Regions from separate parts of the Homo sapiens genome. Here regions 1 and 3 are each linked to region 2. Evidence: chromatin loops called from intact Hi-C (ENCODE). Cell type or tissue: dorsolateral prefrontal cortex. All regions are shown on one strand.

Region 1 (4,000 bases), 190 kb after region 2:
AAAGAGGCTGGGTGTGGTGGTTCACACCTGTAATCCCAGCACTTTGGGAGGCTATGGCGGGCAGATCACCTGAGGTCAGGAGTTTGAGACCAGCCTGGCCAACACGGTGAAACCCCATCTATACTAAAAATACAAAAAATTAGCCAGACGTGGTGGTGCGCACTTGTAATCGCAGCTACTTGGGAGGCTGAGGCAAGAGAATCACTTGAACCTGGGAGGCAGAGGTTGCAGTGAACCCAGATCACGCCACTGCACTCCAGCCTGGGCAACAAGAGCGGAACTCCATCTCAAAAAAAAACAAAGAAAAAGAAAAGAAAATTTAGTGAATATCTGCTGAAAGCATGAGAGGCTCTAAAAAATACAATCACAAATAATCTCAAAAAAAACGAAGAGAGAAATAGAGAAGAATGGAAGAACTCAAAAGAGCATGTATTTAATCATACTGGGAGAAGTAAACAACCAATGACAAATGCAATAGTGTTCTTAAAAGAAAAACTTCAGCCAAATTAAATTTAAACGAGTTTAATTGAGCAATGAACGATTCACAAATTGGGCAGCTCCCAGAATCACACCAGATTCAGGGAGACTCCAAGGATGCTTCATGGTTAGAACAAATTTATAGACAAAAAAAAAAGGGAAGTGACGGACAGAAATCGACTGTGAGGTACAGAAACAGCTGCACTGGTTACAGGTTGGCATTTGCCTTATTTGAACACACAGCAGTCTATGAGTGGTTGAAACATGGCTGCTGGGATTTGCTAAGACTCCGCTATTGCTACAGGCGCGTACTCCTAAGTGAGGTTTTTAATCTTGTCTGCCTATTAAGCTGGGTTACAGTTTGTCCACAAGGACTCAAATATAGAAGTACGGAGTCCTTCTCAGGCCATATTTAGTTTGCTTGAACAGTGTGAATGATGAGAATACTAGACAGAAACACAAATCTAGCATGAATTTGAGGCTTCTGGAAAACGTAAAAACTCTGTTTCAAAAAAAGTTATATACAGTAATAGGATCAAGCCAATACAAGAAAGACAAATCATTTGTCCACCATCTGGAAATTGCATGTTTTTTCCTCTGTGAAAGGCATGCTGAAGGACTAATAATTATCAAGAAAGGCCTTCTTTAAGTGTTGACTGAGATAAATTGCTAGATGCCTCAGATATATTCTAGGACATAACTTTGGAAGTTCTTATAATTACAGCAGTGCTATCACTGTTCATTGTGGTCTTGAACTCCTGGCTCAAAGGATCCTTCCATCTCAGCCTCGGAGTAGCTAGGACTACCGGCGCACACCACTATGCCCAGCTGATAATCTTTGATAATTTCCCTAAAAGCAAAATTTTGAACTGCACTGAAGAGCTTCAAATTATGCAATCTCTTTCAAGACTGGAGGGCAAAGGAAGGAAATGGGACAATTAACAAAGAAGTCTTGAGAAAGGGAAGTAACTGATGATGGGTTCCACAGTCAGCCTTGTATGTAGTACAAGCACTGCTTCAATTATGAATCCTCATTTTTGCAATACTTATTATCAGGTCATGTACTGCTTTCTCTTTCTACCCCTTCAAAGCTCTTTCATACAGCACCTAAACTGCCAGGGCCATCTGGTGGCCAATACTGGGAGCTAGCTGACCCAGTGTTTCTTTACCTCAACACCCTCCACCAACCTTGTTCCCCATTAGACTAAATTGCCTAACTTCTGAATTTCAACTAAGTCAAGTATTTTATAAAATATCTTATCAAATATTTCCAGATAGATTTACAACTGAGTTCTCAATCCACCCGATTCTGGATCCTTACATTATGAGCTAAGAATTACTATGTCCCTTGTTCGTCCACTCCAAACCAACTACAACTGTCAACACTATCTAAGCCACTGCAGGCTGGCCTTCCCAGGAAACAATGTGAGCCAGCCAGACAAGATAACAGGATTTATAAAAGGTCTTGAAAAGAACGGCTTTATTATTCTACAATGCATGTAAACTGTAAAAGAAAGAAAAAAATCCAAAGAAAATGGAAACATGATGGATTTATCTAAAAGTGACGTAATAATGAAATAAGTGATAACCGTTTCATCCTTCTTCAGTTTTCTTATTGCTTTGCCCAAAGTATTGCATCATCTTTCAAGAAGATATAAAAGAAATATGACACATCAGCTTTGTAGCCTTTGTTAAAGCTCTTCATTTAACACAGTAAACAATACAAGAATTTTCATTTTCTACCCAAAATGTCAAAGAGAAGAATATTTCCAGAGGAAGATGTATCACAATTATTTTATCAGAAGAAGAATGCAAAAAGACAGATGGCAGTACTCCAGATTCTATTGATAAAGGTGAAATTAATCATCTAAGGGAAATCTCAGACTATGAGTCTTCAGATGACCATACCCTAGATTAATTTTCTCAAACTCAAGAACTGGTAAGTGAATCCTAGGAATACAAGGTTGGTTCAGCATATGAAAATCAATGTAATATACCAAATTAGTAACAGACAAAAACTTTAATAATTACCTCCATAGACACAGAAAAAGCATCTGACAAAAGGCAACACCCTTTCATGATTAAAAAAGAAATACTCAACATACTAGAAATAGAAAGAAACATCCTCAGTCTGATAAATGGCATCTATAAAAAGCCTGAGGCTAACATCATGCTTAATTCTGAAAAACTGAACACTTTCCTCCTAAGTTGGACAAGAAAAAATCATCCATTTAACTAGCCTGACAAACATGGCAAAACCCCATCTCTACTAAAAATACAAAAAAAAAAAAAAATGAGCCAGGTGTGGTGGTGCATGCCTGTAATCCCAGATACTCAGGAGGCTGAGGCAGGAGAATCGCTTGAACCCAGGAACCCAGGAGGCAGAGGGTGCAGTGAGCTGAGAATGCGCCACTGCACTCCAGCCTGGGTGGCAGAGTGAGACTTTGTCTCAAAAAAAAAAAAAATTCTACTTACCACTTCTATACACCATTGTACTTGAAGTTCTATTCAGGGCAATTAGGCAGAAAAAGAAATAAAAGGCATCCAAATTAGAAAGGAAGAAATAATAACTCAGTCTCTATTCACAAATGACATGACCTCATATGTAGAAAATCCTAAAGAATACACCAAAAAACTATTAGAGCTAATAAATGAATTCAGCAAATTGGCAGGACACAAGATACACATTAAAAAATCAGTTGTATTTTTTTTTTCTTTTGAGACAGGCTCTCACTCATCCAGGCTGCAGTGCGTGGCATGAGCATGGCTCACTGATGCCTTAAACTCCTGGGCTCAAATAATCCTCTTGCCTCAGCTTCCACAGCAGCTGGGACTACAGGCACATGCTAACACATCTAATTTTTTTTTATTTTTCTTTTGCAGAGACGGGGTCTTGCTATGTTGACCAGGCTGGTTTCAAACTCCTGGCCTCAAACAATCCTCCTGCCTCAGCCTCCCAAATTCCTGGGATTACAGGCATGAGCCACTATGTCTGGCCTGAAAAATTAGTTGTATTTCTTTAGACTATCAATGAACAATCCAAAAATGAAATAAAAAATACATTTACAATAACATCAAAAAGAATAAAAAATTGTTATTAACAAAAGTATAAAACTTGTACACTGAAAATTATAAAACATCACTGAAAGAAATTAAGGAAGACCTAATTAAATGGAAAGACATCCATGTCCATGGATTGAAAGACTTAATGGTAAGATGGCAATAGTCTCCAAATTGATCTGTAGATTCAACAAAATACTTAACAAACTCCCAGCTACTTTCCTTTCAGAAATTGAGAAAGTGATCTAAAAACTAATGTGGAAACGGCAAGGGACCCAGAATAGCCAAAACTTAAAAAGCAAGAACAAAATCAAACCAAGTCAATAGAGGTTCCCCAAAGGTGACCACATTCTAACTTCTGGAATTTGTGAATGTTACCTTACATGGCAAAGGGACTCTGAAGATGTGATTAAGTTGAGGACCTTAAAATAGGGAGATTTTCCTGAATTTTACCCAGGCAGAC
Region 2 (4,000 bases):
ATCAAACTGCCCTACAAGGTAGGCAATATTATCCATACTTTACAAATAACGAAAATAAAGCATACAAAGAATAAGTAACTTACCAAATTCATATGGCTAGTAAGTGGCTGAGCCAGGCAATCTGGCTCTAGACCTCAGGCTCTTTACTCCTAAGTTATACCGTCATCTCCAAGTCCAGTCTCTCACCATATTGCCAGGCATCAGTCCCCAGCTCCCCTCTGCCCACTGAATTTGCTCAAAACTCTCAAAATTTCTCAAGTCATCATATCAATTATTTGACCTATATGTTTGTCTCATCCATGACCATCCAGGTGATATGAAGAGGGTCTCATCTTCATAACACAATACACTCCAATTAAGATATGTCCCTAAACAAAGACAGTACTTTCCTTGAATGGAATTCTGTAACTTCTTTAATAATGACGACAACTTTGAGGTATGAGAAACAGATATCTGGTTGTTGAAAAACAATCTCTGTGAGACTGTGATACACAAAATAAATCATACAGCACTCATGCATTATGCTGATTAAAACTATTTAAATTTGTAGTTCTTGGTTTTATTTTGGCTCTTTGTAAGCAGTGTGTTTACGCATTAGGCTACGCTCCCAGAAATCTGGTTGAGGAATATGTCACCATAAAGACTAAGGGATTATAAGTTTTACATGGAAATGGAAAGATCCAAGAATAGTATAGAAGACTCGAAGAAAGCCCGGGTGCGGTGGCTCACGCCTGTAATCCCAGCACTTTGGGAGGCTGAAGCGGGGGGTGGATCACCTGAGGTCAGGAGTTTGAGACCAGCCTGACCAACATGGTGAAACCCGACTCTACTAAAAATACAAAAAATTAGCCGGGTGTGCTGGCAGGTGCCTGTAATCCCAGCTACTCGGGAGGCTGGGGCAGGAGAATCACTTGTACCTGGGAGGCGGAAGTTGCAGTGAGCCGAGGTTGCGCCATTGCACTCCAGGCTGGGCAACAAGAGTGAGACACTGTCTCAAAAAAAAAAAAAAAAAAAGAGAGAGAGAGAAGGGCATACTGCTTAATATCGAGATTAATATAAAGCTAAAGTAATTAAGACACAGCTAGACAAAAGCATAGATAAAAAGGTGGTCAATGGAACAGAGTTTAAAAATCCAAAAACAGATCTCTCTCTATATATAATCACCTGATTCAGAACAAAAGTTTCACTGCAGTGTTTCAGTAACATGAGAGTGTTTTCAAGTATTGGTGACAGATCAATATGATATCCATATGGAAAAGTAAATCCTGTCCTTAAAAGAATAAGTTTCATATAGATTATAGACCCAAAGGTAAAAAGTGAAGCAATAAGTCTTCTGGAAAACGACCTTTTAGTGTAACTTTATGACCTAGAACTAGGTAAATATTTCTTACAAAGGCCCAAAAGGCAACAACCATTAAGAAAAAAGATTGGCAAAGTCAATCTTTTCACCAAAGACACCATTAAGAAGGTAAAAGGGCAAGCCATAGAGTGAGATAACTACTACAAATCAACAAGAAAGACAATCCAATTAAAAAATAGACAAAAGATCTATACAGGATTTACAAAAGAGAATATCCAAATAGCTAATAAGCACATGTAAAGGTGTTCAATATTATTGGGAAATGCAAATCAAAACTCCAATGAGATACTGCTACACATATACAGTGCAGAATGGCACACAAAACAAACAAAATAGCATCTGACAGTAGGGGGCAAAGGAACACTGAAACACTGCTGTGCTGATGGGAATGTAAACTGGTAGCATCAAATTTGGATAAAAGGTTTGGCATTTAAAAAATGTATGGTTTCAAATTTGGAAAATGTTTGCCATTTTACAGAAACCATATGACTCAGCAAGTCCACTACTAGTTGTATAAAAAAAAGGAAAAGTATACTAATAGGTGCATCAAAAGACACATAACAAATGTTCATAAAACTGTTCATCATAGCCCAAGTTGAAAATGTCCATCAAGGCCAAGTGCAGTGGCTCACGCCTGTAATTCCAGCACTTTGGGAGGCCGAGGCGGGTGGATCACTTTAGGTCAGAAGTTCAAGACTAGCCTGGCCAACATGGTGAAACCCTTTCTCTACCAAAAAAATACAAAAACTAGCCGGGTGTGGTGGTACATGCTTGTAGTCCCAGCTATTCGAGCCTGGGTGACACGGCAAAACCCTAGCTCCAAAAAAACATTTTTTTAAAAAAGAAGCCAGGCCTGGTAGTGCACGCCTGTAGTCCCAGCTACTCAGGTGGGTAAAGTAAGAGGATGGCTTGAGCCTGGGAGTTCAAGGTTGCAATGAAACATGATTGCACCACTGTACTCTAGTCTGGGTGACAGAGTGAGACCCTGTCTCACACTCTGTCCCCAACCCCCCCTCCAAAAAAAAAAAACCGTATTACTGAACAAAAGAAGATAGTTTCAAAAGAATACATAGGGCTGGGTGCAGTGGCTCACACCTGTAATCCCAGCACTTTGGGAGGCCGAGGTGGGGGGATCATCTGACCAACATGGCGAAATCCCATCTCTACTAAAAATACAAAAAAATTTAGCCGGGTGTGGTGGCAGGCGCCTGTAATCCCAGCTACTCGGGAGGCTGAAACATGAGAATAGCTTGAACCTGGGAGGCGGAGGTTGCAGTGAGCCGAGATCGTGCCATTGCACTCCAGCATGGGCGACAGAGCAAGACTCCATCTCCAAAAAAAAAAAAAAAGAATACATACTAAATGATTTTATTTATATAAAGTTCAGAAATTGGTAAAACAAATAATTGATGATGGCAGTCAGAACAGTGGGTATGTTTGTAAGGGGAGGATAATGATGCAGAGGAAGCATGAAGGAAGCTTCTGAACTGCTGAAAACATTCAATATCTTAATTTGTGTTCACTTCATAAATTTTCATAGCAAGGCATAACTGTTATTTGCATTCCTTTCTGTATTTATAATTTCTACAAAATTACAAAAAATGTATTAAAAACTTAGGGCACTGACCTTGAGAATGAAACAATATTCTCAACAATACTTGTTTATGCTTTTTTACTCTAAGAAACAAGTCTAGAATTATGAAAAAAACAAATAACACTACATATTTAAGCTATATATTTTAATACTATTTAAGTTGCTCAGATGAGGGATACTAAATATCAGCAAACTTACTACTCTAAACATTTAGATCTTTCATTTAAAGTTCCTGTCTTATAAAGACATAATATTAGAAATCAAGAGATTTCAAGGAAATTATATATGAAATATGTTATGTTTTAAATAGATCTTCAACTAATGAAAACTTTTATCTATTTTTTCCCACTCAGGAAAGACTGCACCAAACACATTTGCATTTCTTTTTTTTTTTTTGAGACGGAGTCTCGCTGTCGCCCAGGTTGGAGTGCAGTGGCGCGATCTCGGCTCACTGCAGGCTCCGCCTCCCGGGTTCACGCCATTCTCCTGCCTCAGCCTTTTGAGTAGCTGGGACTACAGGTGCCCGCCACCTCGCCCGGCTAATTTTTTGTATTTTTCGTAGAGATGGGGTTTCACCGTGTTAGCCAGGATGGTCTCAATCTCCTGACCTCGTGATCCGCCCACCTCGGCCTCCCAAAGTGCTGGGATTACAGGCGTGAGCCACCGCGCCCAGCCTGCATTTCTTTTTTTAAAAAACAAATGACAAAGACTCAGTTTACCAGATTTACTTAAATTTTAAAAAATATTTTATATATTTAGGGAATACAAGTTCAGATTTCTCACATGCATGTATGACACAGTGGTGGAGTCTGGACTGTCAGTGTACCCATCACTCGAATAATGAGTGTGCATTATACGCAGCAGGTAAATTTTCGACCCTCTCAAACTTTAGTTTTTAAATTTCAGCTTAACATTACTAATTTAAACCACTGTCAAAACTAAGTTGCTAGCATTCATCCACAACTAGAAAACATCCTTTATTTATATTAAACTAGAAATGTATTACGACGAATGCATTAATATCTTGCACTACTAAATAGAGAAAA
Region 3 (4,000 bases), 72 kb after region 2:
GGACTAGCGTTCAAGGATTATTTAATATAATAATGTACAAGTAATTCTACTGCCTCAACATGACTTATAAATGTCTTCAGAAAATAGTAACTTGGTAATAAAGAAGTATAAGTGGTTTCTATGGAATGGTTAATATCAAAGAACATGCAAAGTGATTGAGTTGTTTAAAATAACCTATTACTTTTTATCCTACCTAACTAGAAAACTGTAGGGCAAACTCAAAAATGAGCTATTATGTTTGACTTGGAAATTCCATGGACAGCCTATCTCATTCTGTTTCCTGGATAATCTAATCTCTTCTACCTAGTAAGTTTTTTAACTCAAATATTGTCTTGTGCCAGTAGTTATTTTTGAGGGAAATTCTCTTCAGTTGTGACTTTTTAGAATACTAATTATTCAATATCTTAGGTAAAAAGAGCAACTTTCTCTCCCACCTCCCCATCATCAAGTCATGTTGAGCAGATCTTTGCATTAGAGAGATACCAGAAAAGTTCTGCAAAAAATGTAAACTTGGACAACAAATAATTTTTTCTAACGTTGCTTATGCTGTGTAGGAGCTAACTGGGATGAGGACATGATTAAAATACTTCAAAAGACAAAGTACACAGGTTTTGTTTTGCTTGAAAAATTGGATTTAACTTAAGGGTGGAGAGAGATTTAAGGAGTTAAGCTCTTCCCCTTGGTTACTAATTTTTAACTCCTTTATGATTAATTTAGGTAAGTCATGCTAAAACTTATACAGTTTTACATTCTTTTTTATTTTTATTCTTTTTTCAGTCTTGCTATATTAAAAGCTTTCTCTAAGGAGTAATCATCCGTGCTAAACTCTATTGTGCTTAAAGGTAGGGTAATATTTATGAAGAGATGTACATACGAAATCTCTATTCTCACAGGAGTTAAGAAAGTAACCATTCTACTAGCTATAGCAATTCAAGCTTTGGCCAACTTTCTACGCGGGGTTGTGTCTTTCCTAGCAATGGCTACTGCTTCAGATCAGGACTTCAATCTGCAGCAGTAGGGTAATGAGTGACAGAGAAGAAAAAGAAATATATTCTTAAAAATCATATATGTGATCCCTATACATCAGCCAACTACTTCATCTGGTGGTCAAAGAAAAAGAGAGTAAAGAGTAAAATAGTTACAACTCTAAAGGATAAACTGGCAGGGTTGGATATACTGAGAAGCAGTATTTCTGTTTAATGAATGTCGTGAATGATATGTAATGGATTTCTGAGGATAATTTTCTTTATACTCAGTTTTTATTTTATATGTTGACTTTACTATCTAAACCCTGAATAAAATTATCCCAAATGTGTGATGCTACCTCTAAATGATAATTGTAACATTTGAAAAAGGTCATGAGTTGGCAGGTGGTTCTTTCAGAATGTTTTTATTGATAAGCAGGGCATAAAAGGGCATACTGAGCCATAAGATACACATATCAAATCTCCTTTCTCTCACTTTACTTACTTCATTAATCTAAAGTTATAAAATTTACTGAATGATATAGATGTATACATAATTTTTTCTAAAAATCGTTTTCAGAAATCAGAAACATGAACATTAACCAGAAATGGGGAAAACAGAGATGTTCAACCAACTCTGGTATAACTCAAAACACTGCTCATTGTGCTATCTAAACAAAGTCATCAAAACAGATAATACCACATAGACAATTCTAAAATGACCATATTTCTTGGCTGGGCACAGTGGTTCACACCTGTAATCTCAGTGCTTTGGGAGACCGAGGTGAGAGGGTTGCTTGAGCCCAGGACTTTAGACCAGCCTGGGCAACATAGCAAGACCCCATCTCTACAAAATAATGAAAAAATTAGCCAGGTATGGTGGTGCACGCCTGTAGTCCCAGCTACTCAGGAGGCTGAGGTGGGAAGATCTCTTGACCCCAGGAGGTTGAGGCTGCAATGAGCAGTGATTGTGCCACCACACTCCAGTCTGGGTGACAAAGCAGGACTCTGTGTCTTAAGAAAAAAATAAGTAAAATGAAATAACCACATTTCTTAACTTTTGAAATTCTGCCCACGACATGAATGACTGACGGACAAGGTAAGGATGCGCATTTACAATTAAGAAAGGCCAGCTGAACTGAAAATGTCCTCTGGAACACTCTGCCCTCTGGTGTTTAAAATCCTCCTCTAAGAGAGGGAGTTACTCTGCCATGCCACGTGTTTATTACTCTTATGGGCTGAATGTCAATTTGGGTGCATAATTTTCTATAATGAGAATAAATATATAGTTTAGCATTATAAAAATTTCTGTTGTTATAATGTGAACATATATTCTGTTCTAAGCTTTATATTATCCCATACTATAATTTATTTCCTGTTTAGAGAGTTACTAAGGCTTTCTTTTGAATCGTGGATATTTATTTGACTTTTGTGATGCTTTGTGACTGAAAAGTATTCCTCATGGCCAAAATTGTTTAGCCCTTAAATTCCACATTTGCCACTTTCTAAACTGCTCACATTCCATAGCAGGTGGGAAGTTAAGCAAGTAAAGAAGGACAAGGTCAATTAAGTAAAAAAATTAGACTTCCTAGGGACCATGGCATAAATCATGGTGAGTTTTCTGGGGAAGGTCACAGAAGAAGGATGGACAATGAAGGATTTTTTTCTGTAATCTTCATGGTATTTTCCATGTTTAAAACTGATACCCAATTCTTGGAAACACAACACAGGAGCTAAAAAGGATATTAATCAAGTGATTGACAACTTTTTCACATGTTAGGATTCTTTTTATTATTTCCCCTTGTTTGTCACAAGAAGTGCTTGGCACAAAAAGAAACTCTACACACATTTCTGTATTCCTCTCAGCCTTAAGGTGTTATTATCTTCACTGTACATATGAAGAAACAGAAGATCAAAAAGAACTAATCTGCCCAGAGTTTACAAATGACTATGTAGAACTCTAAACGGGTTCTTCGTTCAGCTGGGTTCTTGACCAGTGTGACCCTATCAGTTCTTTGGGTCCTAGAGTTCTGAGCCTTAACCCTGCCACATTACAGACATTCCATAAAGATCTGTTGAAAAACAACATTACCTTACACAGTGACCTCAATGTTAGACATTTTTCTTGGTGCTGACTACTTGTCCTCCCTGGAACTTTGCCTACTGCCTCCCCCTAGATTCCCTTGGATTAACAGGTTCCACTTACTTCCTGTGACACCTAACAATTACCCTACTGCTGATCCACCCTAATCTTTAGGGTCTGCTTATGCATCTACTTCATGAGTGCTACCACACTGTTATCTTACTAACTTGCCTTCTCCATCTCAGGTCCTAGGTGTCCTTGGTTTGACCCTTCATTGGTCACAGCACTAAAAGGAATGCTGGACCGTCAATTCAACACTTCAGATTTAGGCAAACATTTCTTTAAAAATGTAGAGAAAAGAAGCTATGAGCCCATGGTCAATAATTTTAAAAGAGAATATGGTTTGAGGGTATAGATTAAAAATAAAAAGCAATGGCCGGGCGCGGTGGCTCACGCCTGTAACCCCAGCACTTTGGAAGGCCGAGGCGGGCGGATCACAAGGTCAGGAGATCGAGACCATCCTGGCCAACATGGTGAAACCCCGTCTCTACTAAAAATACAAAAATTAGCTGGGCATGGTGGTGCACGCCTGTAATCCCAGCTACTCAGGAGGCTGAGGCAGGAGAATCACTTGAACCTGGGAGGCGGAGGTTGCAGTGAGCTGAGATTGTGCCACTGCACTCCAGCCTGGTGACAGAGTGAGATACAGTCTCAAAAAAATAAATAAATAAAATAAAAAGCAATTTATACAATCATAAACATATGGAAGCATCTAAAAAAATATTGCCATATCAGAAATTTTTTGATAAAGACAGATTGTGCCTGAAAAAGAAATATACAAAGAGAGGGGGAAATAATCAAAGATGAAGAGTAGAAAACCATAATCAAAGATGAAGAGTAGAAAACCATCTAACAATATTGTCCACGAAGAATAGAGCCCCAGTTGAGAAGA

The links. Peaks named below come from ENCODE experiments on the same cell type or tissue, not always from the same donor. Only the 100,000 strongest peaks of a DNase experiment are listed, where the experiment ranks them.
Region 1: a loop joins it to region 2, with 4 times the contacts of the local background. A loop is called at or near these places in 2 of 110 quality-filtered maps.
Region 3: it touches region 2 in a loop (5-fold over the local background); 6 of 110 quality-filtered maps call a loop at or near these places.

Annotation. Positions count from the first base shown.
Region 1 is chr17:62,993,120-62,997,119 of GRCh38, reverse strand. The region is part of intron 1 of TANC2 (tetratricopeptide repeat, ankyrin repeat and coiled-coil containing 2); the gene reads right to left. Among named protein-coding and RNA genes, the nearest start is that of TANC2, 29 kb to the right of the region's middle. In dorsolateral prefrontal cortex, a CTCF peak has its summit at 1,610 (motif pointing left); a DNase peak (open chromatin) is centred at 1,603.
Region 2 is chr17:63,183,365-63,187,364 of GRCh38, reverse strand. All of the region lies in intron 5 of TANC2 (tetratricopeptide repeat, ankyrin repeat and coiled-coil containing 2), which reads right to left. Among named protein-coding and RNA genes, the nearest start is that of TANC2, 220 kb to the right of the region's middle. In dorsolateral prefrontal cortex, a CTCF peak has its summit at 1,702 (motif pointing right); no DNase peak of the experiment used is centred here; H3K27ac peaks cover 378 bases.
Region 3 is chr17:63,111,506-63,115,505 of GRCh38, reverse strand. The region is part of intron 4 of TANC2 (tetratricopeptide repeat, ankyrin repeat and coiled-coil containing 2); the gene reads right to left. Among named protein-coding and RNA genes, the nearest start is that of TANC2, 150 kb to the right of the region's middle. In dorsolateral prefrontal cortex, a CTCF peak has its summit at 2,127 (motif pointing left); no DNase peak of the experiment used is centred here.